Regions from separate parts of the Homo sapiens genome. Here region 1 is linked to region 2. The links are chromatin loops, found by intact Hi-C in ENCODE. Cell type or tissue: heart left ventricle. All regions are shown on one strand. Each heading gives the region's core, and the rest is flanking DNA. Links, peaks and the distances in the headings are about the cores only. Region 1 holds the start of ASTL (astacin like metalloendopeptidase). Region 2 has its middle 72 kb from the start of NCAPH.

Evidence for each region. Hi-C counts contacts between places; a loop is a spot of excess contacts. Peaks named below come from ENCODE experiments on the same cell type or tissue, not always from the same donor. Only the 100,000 strongest peaks of a DNase experiment are listed, where the experiment ranks them.
Region 1: a loop joins it to region 2, with 6 times the contacts of the local background. A loop is called at or near these places in 2 of 110 quality-filtered maps.

Annotation. Positions count from the first base shown.
Region 1 is chr2:96,134,134-96,142,454 of GRCh38, forward strand. ASTL (astacin like metalloendopeptidase) reads right to left here and starts at 4,369. Exons shown (of 9, transcript NM_001002036.4): 1 at 4,249-4,369; 2 at 3,442-3,567; 3 at 1,218-1,279. The coding sequence starts at 4,303. RefSeq lists enhancers at 483-982, 1,834-1,883, 4,224-4,293 and silencers at 5,184-5,273, 7,247-7,296, 7,357-7,406. In heart left ventricle, for the core only: a CTCF peak has its summit at 4,738 (motif pointing right); a DNase peak (open chromatin) is centred at 4,668; H3K27me3 peaks cover 338 bases.
Region 2 is chr2:96,403,292-96,411,612 of GRCh38, forward strand. No RefSeq gene overlaps it. Among named protein-coding and RNA genes, the nearest start is that of NCAPH, 72 kb to the left of the region's middle. In heart left ventricle, for the core only: CTCF peaks have their summits at 4,208 (motif pointing right) and 4,411; DNase peaks (open chromatin) are centred at 1,844, 4,380, 5,523 and 6,770; H3K27ac peaks cover 2,443 bases.

The DNA.
Region 1 (8,321 bases), core at 148-8,147, 270 kb before region 2:
AGGGCACCAGAACCCCAAAGATGTGGGAGTCAGGACCTGTGTGCATGGGAATGGGGGACCATTAGAGATGGGACAGAGCTGTGGAAGGCAAGGGGCCAGCTACATGAACCTTGATGCACAAGACAGTCCCTTGGCCTATGATGAAAGAATTTCAATCTCAAGCAAACAAGAGATTAGTCCCTGAGGATGTTGGCTAGGAGGCCCAGCACCCCAGGGTGCCCTGAATCAGAAGGGCTTGGGCCAGCAGCCCCACTCCAGCATGTTGACAGTGCCCCTTCCAGAGGGGAACAGCCACCAGGCTTCCCTGAACATGGGACGATCATGGGAACAGAGCCATATGGAGTGAAAGTGAGGCAGCACCCTGGCCTCGGCTGCTTACTTCTGCTCTCCAGCAACCAGAGCCCTTCGGTGCCCAGGCTCCACAGCACCCCAGCGTGCCTGTGCCATCGGCTGGAGGCATTTGATTCTGCTCCGGGTGGTCGCACACCACCTGCCCGAGCACTCACTGCATAACCCAGAGGGTCTGCCCTGCCCCCGGAGTTCCTGGGCAGCCTTGGGCCAGCCTCTGGCTCTCCTGCCCAGCCAGAGGCTGTGCCGTCAGTGGCAGCCTCCAACAGGACAGTCTTGCCTTCCCCTGGGTCACTGTCCTATTCAGGAGCCTTCTGCCATTCGCAGTTGCCTGAAACACATGGCTGCCATCCTGGGCACAGTGTTCCCTTTTCTGTTAGCAAGGCGCCCCAATCCCCAGCAACCTTCTCCCTTCAGATGCGGCCCCTCGACCACAGCCAAGATGGTCAGGCTCAACATCACTCCTTGTTCCACCATCCCTAGGTCGCCACTGCCACCAGGCCCTTTATCTGCCACTGGCCACTCTGCCAACCCTTGCTCATCTCTTCCTTTATCTGAGCACCTCCCGAGTGCTGAGCACCTCCCCTGGGCAGGGTACCAAGCTGGGTCAAGTGTTCAAACCTCCTCCTTCAGGAAGCCCTCTCAGGCTGACTGTGCCAGCACTTCAGATACCAGCCTTCCTTAGCATTCAGGCTGGCTTATTCCTATTTCCTAACAGAACAGTCGCTCTGACCTTGACAAAAAGAGGCATCTACCAAGCTATGTATGTCCCTCACACATCAGGCCCCATGGCATCCAGGGTGGGCTCAGAGGACCTGTCGCCAACTGTGGGCTTATCCGCACCCACACACGTCAGTGTGTGCACTCACCGGCCGGATGATGTCCCCCTCGATGAGGAAGCTGCTCTCTGGGGTTTCTTCCAGGATGAGCCCTGGGAAAGGAAGAAGGACGTGTTGGCCCATGTCCCCCAGAACACTGACTCGTGGGACAGGCCAAGCAAATCCCTACTTACTTAAGTCTATTCTTGTGTCTTTCCTAGTGGATTGTTACTTTTATAAGTTCTTAAATAGCCTGATAAAAGTATAGGTCATCGGCTCTCCGAGCCTGGGTGTTTAGTTAAGTCATTAGTTGATGTTTGAGAATGTCAGCCACCCTGTGCGGACTGTCTGCAGGTGTGAGGGGGCTGGAGGACAAAGACAAAGGAGACTGAGGCTTGGGGTCTGTCCCTCTCCTGACTGTGGAGCTAGAGGTTCCCTGAGCACTGAGCCTGCGTGGCCTCAGGGAAGTCACACAGTCCCTGAGTGTGCAAGGCTTCTCGGCTGGACTGCAGCCTTCCCCTGCTCAAACACAGCCCATGACCCACGCAATCCAGTCCCAAGCCCGGGTCCCTGCTGTCAGGAAGCAGTGGCTTCTTCCAGCCTGAGCCACACTCCTCAGAACAGGCCCTGGGGTCTCCTGCCCACCTCATCCCCCATCTATTCCCCACCCATCTGTTATATTCAGGCCCCTTGAGGTGGCAATTTTGTTCCACAAATTTGTTCCACCATCAGAGGCAGGCAAATACCGGCTCTCGCAAGCCCCTCTCCCCTCTTAGTCCCTCTGCTTCTCATCTCTCCCTGAGCCGGGTCTCCCACAAGTGACTCACAGGGGGAGTGAGGGAAGCAGGAGAGAAGGCAGGGAAGAACCCAGGCACAGCCTCAGCCAGATCCCATGGGCGCTCCAGACCACAAATGACACCGCTGACTTGTACCACCTTTAGGCAGGAGCCAGACTCCTGTCCCTTAGAAGTCACAGTAGGCCACCTTGGGCAGACAAGGGAGTAGCCCCCGGGCATCTCTGGCTGAGGCAGCTCCTTCTGGCCAAGGGCCAGTTTTGGGAGGCAGACAGCTGTGCAGCATTAGCCATATTCACAGTGGCTGGAGATGGGCAGGTGCTTCCCAGGAAAGCACTGGGTAAGGCACGGGCAGCCCTTATGAGACAGCCTCACCGTAGGTGATAGGATAGTTGTTGGGGTCACCAGCATTTGGGAGTTTTCTCCATTGGTTCTGGTTACCTGCAGACCACTCACGGTGATCCAGGGGTGGGATGGTGCCTGGGGCTCAAGGCTCAGCTGGCGCTGGGCTCCCAAGTCAGCTCACAGAGGAAGAAGGGGGCAGATCACACAGTGGCTACCACATCTGGTAGGATCTCACCCACCCTTAGGGCAAGGTTGTCCCCTGTTCAGCCCGATTGCTTCAACCCTGAGTGCTTCAGCCCTCATTGCTCCAACATCTGAACTCCAGTCTCCATTTCAACTGGCTTTGTTCAGGCTATTTATACACCCTCATTCCTCAGCTGACATCCCCAGACAGCAAGGCCCTGAGCCTGACTTTTGTTTTTTGTTTTTTGTGAGATGCTCTGTCGCCCAGGCTGGAGTGCAGTGGCGCAATCTCAGCTCACTGCAAGCTCCGCCTCCCAGGTTCATGCCATTCTCCTGCCTCAGCCTCCTGAGTAGCTGGGACTACAGGCGCCCGCCACCACGCCCGGCTAATTTTTGTATTTTTGGTGGGGACGGGGTTTCACTGTGTTAGCCAGGATGGTCTCGATCTCCTGACCTCATGATCTGCCCGCCTCAGCCTCCCAAAGTGCTGGGACTACAGGCGAGAGCCACCGCACCCAGCTGAGCTTCAGACTTCTTAATCACACCTGCAGACAGTCCTGCACAGGGTGGCTGACAATCTCAGACTGCGACTAACCGCTTAGCTCCACGCCCAGGCCCTTTAAGAGCTTGGTTTTTCTTATAAAAGTAACAATCCACTAAGAAAGATACAAAAAGAAAGAGTAGACTTAAGCAATTGCCCATAGAATTTCCACCCATTCACACCTGTAGTCCCAGCTGCTCGGGAGGCAGAGGCAGGAAGATCACTTAAGGCCAGGAGTTCAAGACCAGCCGGGGCAATATAGCAACACCACTCCATCTCTTAAAAACCACTTAGAGCCCAGAGTAAGCTGGTCCATTTCCTCCCAGGCTCTGCATTTCTGAGTGTTCGGTGTGGTTTTCACACTACATAACGTCGTGCCCCTCCAGGCCGTGAGAAGATGTAGTGCCCTCACCTTGGTTAATTGCAGGAATGTCCTTGTCCCCGGAGGCCTGGGTTCCCTCAGGGGTGAGGCCATCTGGGAAGCTGGTACCACAGGCTCCTGCGCAGCTGGAGGCCAGGGGCGCTCCTAGGATCACACCTGGTCCAGACAGACAGGGGCATACACAGATGCCTGGAGCACCCACCGGTGAGACCAGACAGCAGGACATGGGGTGGGTGTGGGGGATCAGACGGTAAGACTCAGTCCCTAGGAAGAGTAGGCTCCAGCACAAAGCCAAGGAGCCTTCCCAGCCTCCCTGCTCAACCCCAACTGGTGCCAAGGTCTAGATGACCTCAGGGAAGGAGCTCCCTTAGGGGGACCAAAAGGGACCATGTGCCCCACCTATGAGGTAGAGGAGGGGCAGGAAGGAAGGAGGCAGGACAGACCTCGGGTTCTGACGCCCGTGACGGGCAGGGCCAGCCTCAGACCCCACCTTATGACTCTCTCTCAGCCCAGGCTCTTGGACAATGGGCTCAGCCTGGATGACTCCCTGCCTGACCAGGCTGGAGTGGGGACTTACAGCCTACCCCCACCCCAAGACAAGTAGGCCTGGGGCACAACACTTATCTTCTGCCAGGCAGGCCCTCTGCTTCCAGGGCCTTCAGGAGGCCTCCCCTTGGCCCCCCAGGAGCTGACTTCTAGAATAACCCTGGAGAGCTCTGTGCTCTGAGCTACTGAGCTCAGCTACAATCCCTGCAGGCTCCAGCCACAACCTTCTAGCCTCTCCCCAGCTTTCTCCAGGCTGGAGCCAGCAGCAGGAGGGACAGGCAGCCAGCTTACCTGGCAAGGAGAGCAGACCCAGCACCCAAGGCCAGAGACCCCCTACACCCTCCATGGTAGAGCCCTGCTGCCCCTTCAGCAAACAAGACCAAGCCCCAGCAAGACACAGTAACCTAATTGCAGAACCGGCACCACCACCCCCTCTTAAATAGCAGCTGCTCCACCTCCCACCTTGCTCCCCTCAACCGCCTCCACCTGCAGCCCCGCCCCAACCACCTCCACCTGCAGCCCCGCCCCAACCATCTCCACCTGCAGCCCCGCCCCAACCACCTCCACCTGCAGCCCCGCCCCAACCAGCTCCACCTGCAGCCCCGCCCCAACCAGCTCTACCGGCAGCGCCACCCAAACCAGGTCTACTGGCAGCCCCTCCGATGCCTACCTGTGGTTCCCACCCCAGCCCAGTCCCCTTCCTGGCTGTAGCAGGTGAAAGACAGGAGGGGCCCGCTTGGGAGTGTGGCTCTTCTGAGGTTCCTTCCTGCCTCCAGGGGGCAGAGAAACATCGCAGAAAGTTGCTCCAGGCCTAGCTGAGGCCCCAGCCCAGGTATAGACCTATTCCTCCAGCGAGGGAGACCCCCTTTCCTACCCCGGCCTGTGCTTAGACATGGGGAAAGCTGCCTGAGACCCTGGGGCGCCCCCCGTGTATCTCCGGAAGGAGGAAAAGGTCACTGCACTTTCACAAGCTTTTATTTTAGTACACATATAGAAAAGTTCACTATCACAAGCACAGGGCTCCAGGAAATTTCACAAACTGAACAGTGTGCAGCACCCTAGAAAGCCTGCCATGTGGGAAAGGTGGAACCCCCAGATGCCCAGAGCCTCGCAGGGAGTCCACCCCCTAATCCCACAGCAGCTGGCATGATCAGTCAGTATTTATTCCCATTTCACAGATTTGGAAATTTAAACTCCTTACCTATATCCCCCCTCCTCCATACCCCTGAGCCCCAGAGCCAGGTCACTCAGGGCCCCACCTGGATTGAAATCCCAGAGGCGGAGCATGTCAGCGCTGGGCAGCATTTGGGGACACCCCCACAGTCACCTGCACCCAGTGAAGGGAAGCGACAGAGCCAAGAAGAATAGCTATTGTCCACAAGGACCTTTCAGCATTCCCACTGTGCCTGGAATCCAGAGCTTCTCCAAAGATAGGAATCAGAATCACAGGGAGACCATGATGGAGGCAGACGCCCTGCTGCCAGGGCAGGGTATTGACAGATGTCAGGATACACACCATGGATATGCTAGTTAGCTTGTTGTGGTCATCATTTCACAAGGTATGCATATGTCAAAACATCACGTTGTATACTTAAACATATACTACTTTTATTTGTCGATTATGCCTCAGTAAACCTAGAAAAAATAAGTAAAATAAAGAATAGGACCCATCAAAAAACAAATGCACAAGGCTGACCACTTAAGATGAGTGTTCAGGAGGGCGCGGTGGCTCACGCCTATAATCCCAGCACTTTGGGAGGCCAAGGCAGGTGGATCACGAGGTCAGGAATTCAAGACCAGACTGGCCACCATGGTGAAACCCCATCTCTACTAAAAGAATACAAAAATTAGCTGGGCACGGTGGCGGGCACCTGTAATCCCACCTACTCGGGAGGCTGAGGCAGGTGAATCACTTGAACCCAGAGGTGGAGTTTGCAATGAGCCAAAATCGCGCCACTGCACTCTAGCCCGGGGGACAGAGTGAGACTCCATCTCAAAAAAAAAGATGAATGTTCAGTAAAAAAAAATAAAGTAGACCGGGCGCAGTGGCTCATGCCTGTAATCCCAGCATTTTGGGAGGCCAAGGCAGGCAGATTACTTGAGGTCAGGAGTTCGAGACCAGCCTAGCCAACACGGTGAAACCCCATCTCTACTAAAAATACAAAAATTAGCCAGAAATCCCTTGAACTCAGGAGGCAGAGGTTGCAGTGAGCCAAGATTGTGCCACTGCACTCCAGCCTGGGCAACAGAGTGAGACTCTGTCTCAAAAAACAAAAGAATTAAAATAATGATAAGAAATAATCACCCTGCTTGGGGAGAGAAACAGAGTCTTTATTAGGACATGCAGTTGGTCTGAGGATATTTTGCTGAGCGAAACAAGCCAGTCACAAAAAGACAAATCCTGCATGCTTCTACCTCCAAGAGGTGTCTAGAGTAGCCCAGTGCACAGGGACGGAAAGTGGAACGGAGCTCACAAGGGGCTGGGGACTGGGGAGGGGAGTTATCATTTAATAGGTATAGGATTTCAGGTTCGCAAGATGAAAAAGCTCTGGATATCTGTGCACAACGATGTGAATACACTTTACTAAACACTTGATAATGGTAAAGATGACCAATTTTATGTTGCATTTTTTACCACAATTAAAAGTTTAAAAATTTAATAAATAGGAAAGAAGGAAAGGAGGAAAAGAGAGAGAAAGAGAAGGGCAGTTTGCTAGATGACAAGCTATAAAAAGCACGGGGAAGGAAGGAGAGGGGATTGGGGCTGGGTAGGGTGGGATGGGGTAGGGCCAAGGGTGGGGGGTGGGCAGAGGCCTCAGCCACCAGTGCAGCTGTGTGTGAGATGAGGCTGTGTGGTGTGAAGTCCCCTATGACTTAGAGCCCCAGATGTCCCCCACCCACCCAAGCTGGGCATGGGGGTACAAGTGGGTCCCAACAGATGCCTACTCAGCTCCTAAGGAAGGCAGAATAGCAACCCCGGCTCTGCCCAGTTCACACTGGAGTGGCTCACCCCACCCCTCAGACAGCAGTGGGAACAAGAATCACCCTTCATTCGGCCTCACAGAGTGAGCGCCCACCTGTGCCAGGCTCCAGGCACAAGGCTGAGTGGACCCCAGGCCCAGCCGTTATGAGTGTCCATCCTGGTCCAGATGCACACCTCGCATGTGCACACCGGCACATCAGATCAACCTCACTCCTAGGGCCGTAGTTAGCTAACATTTTCGGAGCGCCTACTATGAGCAGGCACTACATGGATTGACTTGTGTAAGTCTACATCCTCAGAGGTGGGGGCTAACAATGAAACTCCATTTTACAGACAAGAAAACTGTATACAGCAAGGTGAAGCAAAACCAGCCCCCGGACTGTCAAACTACACTGCCCTGCCCCACAAGCACACCCTCCCAGGCATTCAGAATGCCGTAAGACAGCAGTTCCCAACCTTTGTGGCACCAGGGACCGGTTTTTGTTTGTTCCTCTGTTTGAGATGGAGTTTCACTCTTGATGCTCAGGCTGGAGTGCAATGGCGCAATCTTGGCTCACTGCAACCTCCACCTCCCAGGTTCAAGCAATTCTCCTGCCTCAGACTCCCAAGTAGCTGGGATAACAGGCGCCCGCCACCATGCCTGGCTAATTTTTGTATTTTTAGTAGAGGCGGGGTTTCACCATGTTGGCCAGGCTGGTCCCGAACTCCTGACCTCAGTTGATCCACCCATCTCGGCCTCCCAAAGTGCTAGGATTAGAGGCATAAGCCACCATGCCTGGCCCAGGATGGTGAGGGGGATGGTTTCTAGGTGATTCAAGTGCATTACATTTATTGTGCACTTTATTTCTATCATTACATTGTAATCTACAATGAAATAATTTTATACAACTCACCATAATGTAGAATCAGTGGGAGCCCAGAGCTTGTTTTCCTGAGACTAGACGGTCCCATCTGGGAGTGATGGGAGACAGTGACAGATCATCAGGCATTAGTTAGAGTTTCATAAGGAGCATACATCCTATATCCCTCCAATGCAGTTCACAACAGGGTTCAAGCTCCTATGAGAATCTAATGCCACCGCTGATCTGATAGGAGGCGGAGCTCAGGCAGTAATGCTAGCAATGGGGTGCGGCTGTAATACTGATGAAGCTGCTCACCTCCGGCTGTGCAGCCCAGTTCCTAACAGACCACGGACAGATCCTTAGAGGTAGCACTGTGCAGAGACAACCCTTGGCTGGATGACACTCCAAATGGCCGAGTGTCCCAGTGAGCCTGAAGCAGGACTGGCTCCCGCACAACCATTTCCAAAGGCCTCAGCACCCCTGCTCACAGGCAGATCACAGCACCCCCTCCCGGCAGCGTCGGCAGGTACCCCTTGGCT
Region 2 (8,321 bases), core at 241-8,240:
TTAGTAGAGATGGGGTTTCACTGTGTTAGCCAGGATGGTCTCAATCTCCTGACCTTGTGATCCGGCCACTTCGGCCTCCCAAAGTGCTGGGATTACAGGCGTGAGCCACCGTGCTCGGCCAACAAATCTTTGGCTCAGGAGTTTGAGACCAGCCTGGGCAACAAGGTTGAACTCCACCTCTACAAAAAATACAAAATCAAAAAATGATAGACAGGCATGGTGGCACGTGCCTGTAGTCCCAGCTACTTGGGGGGCTGAGATGGTGTCACAGGATACTTGCGGTGTTGCTTTTCTGGCCAGAAACCTCTGTGGCCTGTGCCTGAGTTTTGCTCAGGCTTGCTGAGCTTGTTCCACCCACTTGGCCTGGCAGGCTGCACTCAGCTCACGTTACTGACTTGGATCCCATGCCTCCAAGGGCAAGCCAGACATGGACTGGCAATGGGTGTGTGAGTGAGTGAGCATGGGATCCAGCCACTGCGCACTGTCAGGCACACTGGCTGCTGCAGTGGGATGGGCAGCTCTAGGTGCCAGCATGGGGACCAGCTCACTGCAAGGCCATGGCTGGACCAGGTGCACCGCAAGGAGATTCCGTGGTTAGCACCAGGCAAGGTGGTGATGCTCAGAAGCTTGCAGACTCCAGAAACTGCAGGGATCCAAAGAGGGAGTCGCAGACTTGGCTCAGGGAGCTCCCAGGTCTGGGCTCCCCGAAGGGCCGCAACTCTTCTCTCCTTCTCTTCTCTCGCAATGTGGTAAGCGAGGGGTGTGTTTCAGTCCCATTTGTGTTACAGCTCTTTCAGCCCCACCATTCAGCAGGTCCCAAGTTTTTGTCCTGTGCCGAGGAAGAATGAGGAAAACAGACAAGTGGAGGGTGAACAAGGCAAAGAGGAGCTTTACTGAGCAACAGAATGAGTAGCAGGGAAGTGGGTAGCTCCTCTCCACAGGCAGATTGTCCTGTCAAGTGTTCAGCTCTCAGCAGAGAGGAGACCCTAGGTTGGGTAGCTCCCCTCTGCAGGGAGGTTGTTTCATCTTCTCTGTAGCTCTCAATAGAGAGGAGGATTTGGAGTGGGTAACTCTTCTCTGCAGGCAGGTTGTCCTGTCATCTCCCAAAATATGGCTGAGTCCAGGGCTTTTTGTGAGCCTCAGAGGGGGGGAAGTGCATGCTGATTGGTCCATGGGCGGCATGGGCAGGCCCAGGAAAAGGTGCCACCAGTTCCCCCTCCTCTCCTTGGGGCTGGCAGCCTGGCCCTCAGGCTTCAGGCCTTCCCCAGCCTAAAGGTGAGGCTTCACTGGGGACCCACCCCTTTCCGCCCCAGAGTCTGTCTGTTTCCTATTGCTTTCTATGGCGCCCATGCTGTTTGTGCCAAGGGGCACCTACAGGCCAGCACCAAGCTGCCCTCAGTGCCCCCTCAGCCTCCCTCCCCTGCTCATCAGCACTCAAAGTCCAGAGGGGGCTGAGGCAGCAGGGGGGAGGTGTTTCAGCACTGCCCCAAGCATGCGCACACCTGGCCAGGCTGCGATAGCACCCAAGCTTGACCCCAACCTTGTTCTGAGATCAGAGCAGGCACTGGGAGCAGGGAGAGGCCAGGCAGTGGGAGCAGACACCTGTGAGCCTGCAGGAACAGTGAGGGTTTCCTGGGCCCCCAAGAGTGCAGAGATGCCCAGGTCGACAACCACAGCTTGGGCAGCTGCACCTGCACCCAGGAGTGTGGGACTCCTGACTGCTCCCAGCCCCCTGGAGCACAGGGAGGCCCGGGTCCACAGCTGAGACTTAGGCAGCTGCCGTTGTGCCCAGGGAGCTTCCACTCTGCTAACTCGGAAGGGGTGGGGCTCCCGCTTGTCCCTGGTTCCAGCTGGCTCCATGGAGTGTGTAGCCCTGGCCACACCTCCCCTCTGTAGCTGGCATCTTGGCAGCAGCCGATCCAATGGGAGGATTGTGTGAGCCCAGGAGGTTGCAGTGAGCTGAGATCGCACGACTATACTCCAGCCTGGGTAACAAAGTGAGACCTGGTCTTAAAAAAAAGAAGGAAATATATAGCAAAAGTCTGGAAGACTGGATCCCTTTGAGGGGGACCTGGATGGGTTTAATAAGATGGGAGAAGAGCTTAATAAGAATCTCTTATTTGTATAATTAAAAAGAAAATGTTAAGATACATTTTTAAAACAAAAGATTCTTCATCTAATTTAATCCCCATCTCATCCCTCACAACCACAGCAGGAAAACTGAGTCCACATAGCAATTTCTCACCCTCTTTTCATTTTTATTTTTTGCCAGAATAAAAGGTGTCAGTGTTGCTCTGGCCACTGTTGTGGTTAGCAATGTGAATTCTGTGCCTTCAGTGCCTCTGATGGGAATCCTGCTTTGGAGGATGTGCCTCCTTCTCCATCCAGGGAGGAATTCCACCTGTAGCTTAAGACCCTCCCTCTGTTTAAATTCCTGGAGATTTTGCTGGAAGGAGTTGAAGGCAGGTTTCCTTTTGTAAGAGGCCATCCGGGCCACAATCTCAGGCCTAGAAGGGCTCTGAAATAGAGTTAGGGTGCCCCTCCATCCCCTCCTGCTGGAACAGTCACCAGACACCCCAGTAGAGGCCGTGTCTTCCCGACACCCTGCCCACCGAGACCCAGGAGGCTGGACTGCCAAAGACCCCATTTCAACAAGGGGAGCATCTGGATACTGTGTGGGCTTTGACAGGGAATAAAACAGGGTGTGAAACCCTTTTGTCCAACCCTGACTTTGGCAGGTTCTAAAACAGGTGGGGAGGCGTTGTAACACTGCTGGCTCTCCACAGTCAGCCTTGTCTTCCTTCTTTGCCCATCTGGCCCACAGGCTCAGGGAAGGTGACCAGAGTCCCATCTCCAGCTCAGCCCAATCTGATTGACTGAACCAGTCACAGTGGCCCCATTCCCCTTGTCCATTGTTGGTTTACAAATGGGCATGTGATGCAGCTCTGGCCAATGAGATGTACAGGAACATTTGCTGGGGGATAGTTTCTTAGTTTCTTTTTCTTTTTTTCTTTTCTTTTCTTTTTTGTTTTTTTAGATGGAGTCTCGCTCTGTCCCCTAGGCTGGAGTGCAGTGGCGCGATCTCGGCTCACTGCAAGCTCTGCCTCCTGGGTTCACGCCATTCTCCTGCCTCAGCCTCCCGAGTAGCTGGGACTACAGGTGCCCGCCACCACGCCCGGCTAATTTTTTATGTTTTTAGTAGAGACGAGGTTTCACCATGTTAGCCAGGATGGTCTCGATCTCCTGACCTTGTGATCTGCCCGCCTAGGCCTCCCAAAGTGCTGGGATTACAGGCATGAGCCACCGCGCCTGGCCGATGGGGGATAGTTTCTTAAAAAAACTCACAGCGAATCTTCCCCGCAGAGCTGGGAGTCTGCGTGGGCCTGCAGCTGCCATCTGGCAGGCATGGGAGGTGGGGCCAGGCTGTATGCTGAGGATGGCTGAGGGGGAAGGACTCTTTTTTCGCTCCTGTTTTTTTAAAGTTGTACATCAATATTTTATAATTGTATAAATTGTTGGAGTACAAAGCGATGTTATGATTTATGATTCTTTTTTTAGAGAGTGGGGGTCTTGCTCGGTTACCCAGGCTGGATTTCAGTGCCATAATCATAGCTCACTGCAGCCTCAAACTCCTGGCCTTAAGCGATCCTCTTGCCTCGCCTCTCAAGTAGGGGGGAGTATAGGCATGTGCCACCACATCTCTACACATTTTTTTGTAGAGATAGGGTCTTACTATATTGCCCAGGCTGGCCTCCAACTTCTGGCTTCAAGTGATCCTCCCGCTTCAGCCTCCCAGAGTGCTGGGATTACAGGCACGAGCCTCTGTGCCCATCCATGATTTATGATTCTTGATGGTACCAAATTGAGCTACTAAAGTAGCTGACCCGGAGTTGCCTTGCCTTGGGGCTGCCTGTGATGTGGGATGACAAAGCCTCCTTGTTTAGGTCATTGGAATTAGGTTTCCTGTTGCTCATGGCTGCAAACATCCTAACAGATATGTGAGGAGACCACCTCCAGCTCACCAAATACACCCCCTCTCCTTTCTTCTCAATAATCAGTGAAATTTGCTATTTCGTGCGCGCTGTGTTCCCTACCGCCGCTTGCTCCTGCTCAGGTGGGGTGAGCCTCCTCCCAGCCAATTACTGGAAATTTCTGCCAAGGGGCATCTTGGAGCCTCTCTCACCCCCGTTCTCACCAAATACAGGCACTTCCTCTGAGAGGACGGCAGAGGGCGCAGATTTAGCTTCTGTCCTGCGAATGAAGCACGCAGTACAAGGTTCCAAACTGCAAGTCAACAGCAAGCACGAAGCAGCCACACTGGAAATGGGGTGCCTCCATCGCCTGGGGCTGTGGGCTGCCATCCTCTGCCAAGCGGATGCTCTGCCACCAGCTCCACTGACATGGGCAAGCCACTTCCTGTCGCCCTGGCCCCCAGCTCCTCATGTGTAAACATGGGGGTTGAATGGGCCTCTTCCAACTAGCTGGGTTTCATCTGTTGGCTGAAAACAACGGTCCCAGTGTGCCAGCCAAAAGCAAGCCTTTCACGCCCAGACTCAGCCTCAGGGACTGCAGGGGCCAGCTCCCCCAGAGGGGCCCGGGGACAATGATGTCAAATCTGTGACATCAACACCCACACAGAAAGGATCCAGTCCTTTCAGCCTCTCAGACTCTCTCAAACTGTAACGAAATGGGTGGGGTTTTTTTTGTTTTGTTTTATTTTTGTTTGTTTGAGACAGAGTCTTGCTCCATTGTCCAGGCTGGAGTGCAATGGCGCGACCTCGGCTCACTGCAACCTCCGCCTTTCGGGTTCAAACGATTATCTTGCCTGAGCCTCCTGAGTAGCTGGGATTACAGGCTCCTGCAACCTTGACTGGCTAGTTTTTGTATGTTAGCCAGGCTGGTCTCAAACTCCTGACCTCAAGTGATCCTCCTGCCTCGGCCTCCCAAAGTGCTGGGATTACAGATGTGAGCCACTGTGCCTGGCCCGAAATGGTTATTTGAAAGGATACAAGGAGTGGCGTAATCACAGAACCAGACCAAACTGAGCCTACTCTGTTGATAAGAGAATGTCAAGTTACCTTGTAGGTATAACCAAGCCAAAACTGCGAGTCATGTAGTCCAGGCACAATAGAAAAAGCTTTGACCTCTAACAACACCGGAACCAATGATTTCTTCCTGCAGAGCCAACAGGACTGGGACATGACCAGAACCTGAACACTGGAACCCTTTCAAAAGGAAGGAGTCTATGGGCCTGGAAGATCTGGGGCTAAAATCTGCCTCAACATACCTTACCACAAATGGTTAAATTTGAAGCCCTCCAATCAGACCCTGCCAAGCCAACATTCCTAAATACTTTCCCTTGCCCTCTGACCCCTTAAAACGTGCCCCACACCCCAAATTGGAGAGAGAAGTTTGAGCTGTGCCTCCTGTCTCCTTGCTGGTCTGCCTCACAATGAAGCTTTTCTTTTCTCAAAGCTGGAGCAGCAGTGTTGGCTTCTGTGCAGTCAGGCAGCAAGCCCATTTGCTCGGTAATAGCTGGAGTGAGAGTACTGAGACAGTAGAGATAAGACTTGGCTTCAGCTCAGCCCCACTACAGCATTCCCACGGATCACAAAACCCACACCACTACCCCACGATGCCATAATGTTTAACCATGCCGCTTACTTAAAGAACTCTGGCCAGGCGCAGTGGCTCACATGTGTAATCCTAGCATTTTGAGAGGCGAGGCAGGCGGATCGCTTGAGTCTGTAAGTTTTAGACCTGCTTGGGCAACATGACAAAACCCCGTCTCTCCAAAAAAATACAAAAATTAGCTGAGCATAGTGACAAACACGTGTAGTCCCAGCTACTCAGGAGTCTGAGGTGGGAGGATCACTTGAGCCCAGGGAGGTCAAGTCTGCAGTGAGTCATGATGGTGCCATTGTACTCCAGCCTGGCAACACAGCAAGACCCTGTCTCAAAAAAAAGAAAAAAAAAAATTCCAGGAACTGGCCTGAGGAGATAACCAAGGTTGCACAGTGTCGCATCCCAGGAAGGAATTCTGAACAATTGATTTAAAGCTTTGTTGCTACCAGCCAGACCACCAGGTGGCCCATTATTATTAATGGGTCATGGTTATCCTGACCATGAAAACCATGGCAATCAAATATGCTGACCTGCACACCCTACCCCTTATGAGGTCTGCCCGGCTCAGCCTGCTCGCCCTACCCCTGATATTAGTTCCTATGCTTTGTCTAATAAAAAAATCTCCACCAGCTCTTTTTGGAGAGTCAGTCAGGAAATTCTCTCTCTCTCTCTCCCTCTCTCTCTCTCTGTCTCTCTCTCTTTCTGTCGCTCTCTCTGCCTTTCTCTCACTGTCTTTCTGTCTCTCTCTGTCTCTGTCCTTCTGTCTCTTTCTCTGTCTTTCTGTCTTTTTCTCTGTCTCTGTCTCTCTCTGTCTCTCACTCTCTGTCTCTCCGTCACTCTCTCTCTCTGTCTCTCTATCACTCTCTCTCTCTCTCTCTCTCTCTCTCTCCTCTCTAGTGCTGCCTCCCTTATGTCCAGGCATAAGCTCTAATGAAGCCTCGTCTGGGAAAACTCTTTTGGCCTCATGTCAATTTCTTTTACATCCAGAGCCAACAGCCTGTGGTGGGTAATCGTCCCTTCTCTAATTACTTGCCCAGCATCTACCAAGCAGGCCCTGTCAGCGGGAGTCCTGCCTGCACTCCTCCCGGGGCGGATGCTCTCCTCTTGGCTAGCCCAGACAGGTGCCCTTGGGGCTCCCCGCCAGGCAGGCACTGACCTCCCGCGGTCCAGCCACCTCCTGCTCTCAGGGATGCCCCAGCCGGATCTCAGCCCAGCAATCCCGGGTCTCCAGCCTGCCGCTCCACCCTGGGCTGCCTCCTGACTGTTAACACATGACATTGACAGGGACTGTCTCTGTTATGGGTTGAATGTTTGTGTTCCCCCAAAGGAAACGAGAATATTTCACCCCAAAATATACCTCTTTGGCTTATTTTGAGATGGCTATTCAGAGAGGCTGCAAACAGAAGAAGGACTTTGAAAAGCTGCCTTTCGTGAGGGAGAGTTGCACCTGGAGAGAAAATCTATGTTAGTGAAATCAATGCCCAGGCTTTCCCTGAGGACCCTGTAAGCAAGTGGGGTGCAGGGGTGAGGGGGTTGGGGGATCTCAAAGGATTATAGGAATTTAATCAACTTAAGCAATCAGCCTGTTTTGGGTTTTTTTGTTTTGTTTTGTTTTTTGTTTTTTTTGAGACAGAGTCTCGCTCTTTCACTCAGGCTGGAGTGCCAGGCTGGAGTGTGATCTCGGTTCACTGCGAACTCCACCTCCCTGGTTCAAGGATTTCTCCTGCCTCAGCCTCCCGAGTAGCTGGGACTACAGGCTCGTGCTACCACGCCCAGCTAATTTTTGTATTTTTAGTAGAGACAGGGTTTCACCATGTTGACCAGGCTGGTCTTGAACTCCTGACCTCAGGTGATCCACCCACCTTGGCCTCTCAAAGTGTTAGATTACAGGCTTGAACCCCCACGCCCAGCCTATCAGCCTGTTTTACAGCCTCCTGCCCTGCAGCCTGTTTCTTCCAAGCCCTGTTTAGAATGCAGTCACCCACTTGATTCAAACCAGCTCCCAACAGACCCTAGCAACTTACAGATGAACCCAAGTGACCTTTCTTGTTACCATGCTAAAGTCTCCACCCCAGGAAGGGCTGCAGCTCAGCTCCATCACCATCACATGCGACCTATGTGCTGGCATGAGGATCACTGCGTCTGCACCTCTGGGACCCCTCCTCCACATGCGAAGACACATCCTCTCCCCCTCCATCGCCCCATGAAACCCTCCTGTCACTTTCCCTCAGGGGACACTGCCTTGGAGAATACTCCCAGGGTTCTACCTACTTGGGCCAGGTAATAAAACTTTTATTGATCAAAACCTGCATCCTCATGGAGAGTCATTTGTTACTCACCAGGCAAACAAACCCGGTTTTGGGGGTAATGCCTCCCTTATCTGAATCTAGGAAAGATTAACTCAGGAAAATAAACACTGAAGTCTGACACTTTTAAAGGTCTCAGAGAGAATCTTTTACCAAAGGCCACCATCTATTCTTTCTGAGGGCAGCTCTGAGTTTACCTGGGATTTTTTTTTTTTTTTTTTTTTCTCTTTTTCGGGACAGGGTCTTGCTGTGTTGCTCAGGCTGGAGGGCAGTAGTGCAATGAGAGCTCACTGCAGCCTCAAACTCCCAGGCTCTATAGATCCTCCCACCTTAGCCTCCTGAGTAGCTGGGACTACAGGTGCACACCACCATGCCCAGCTAATTTTTAAA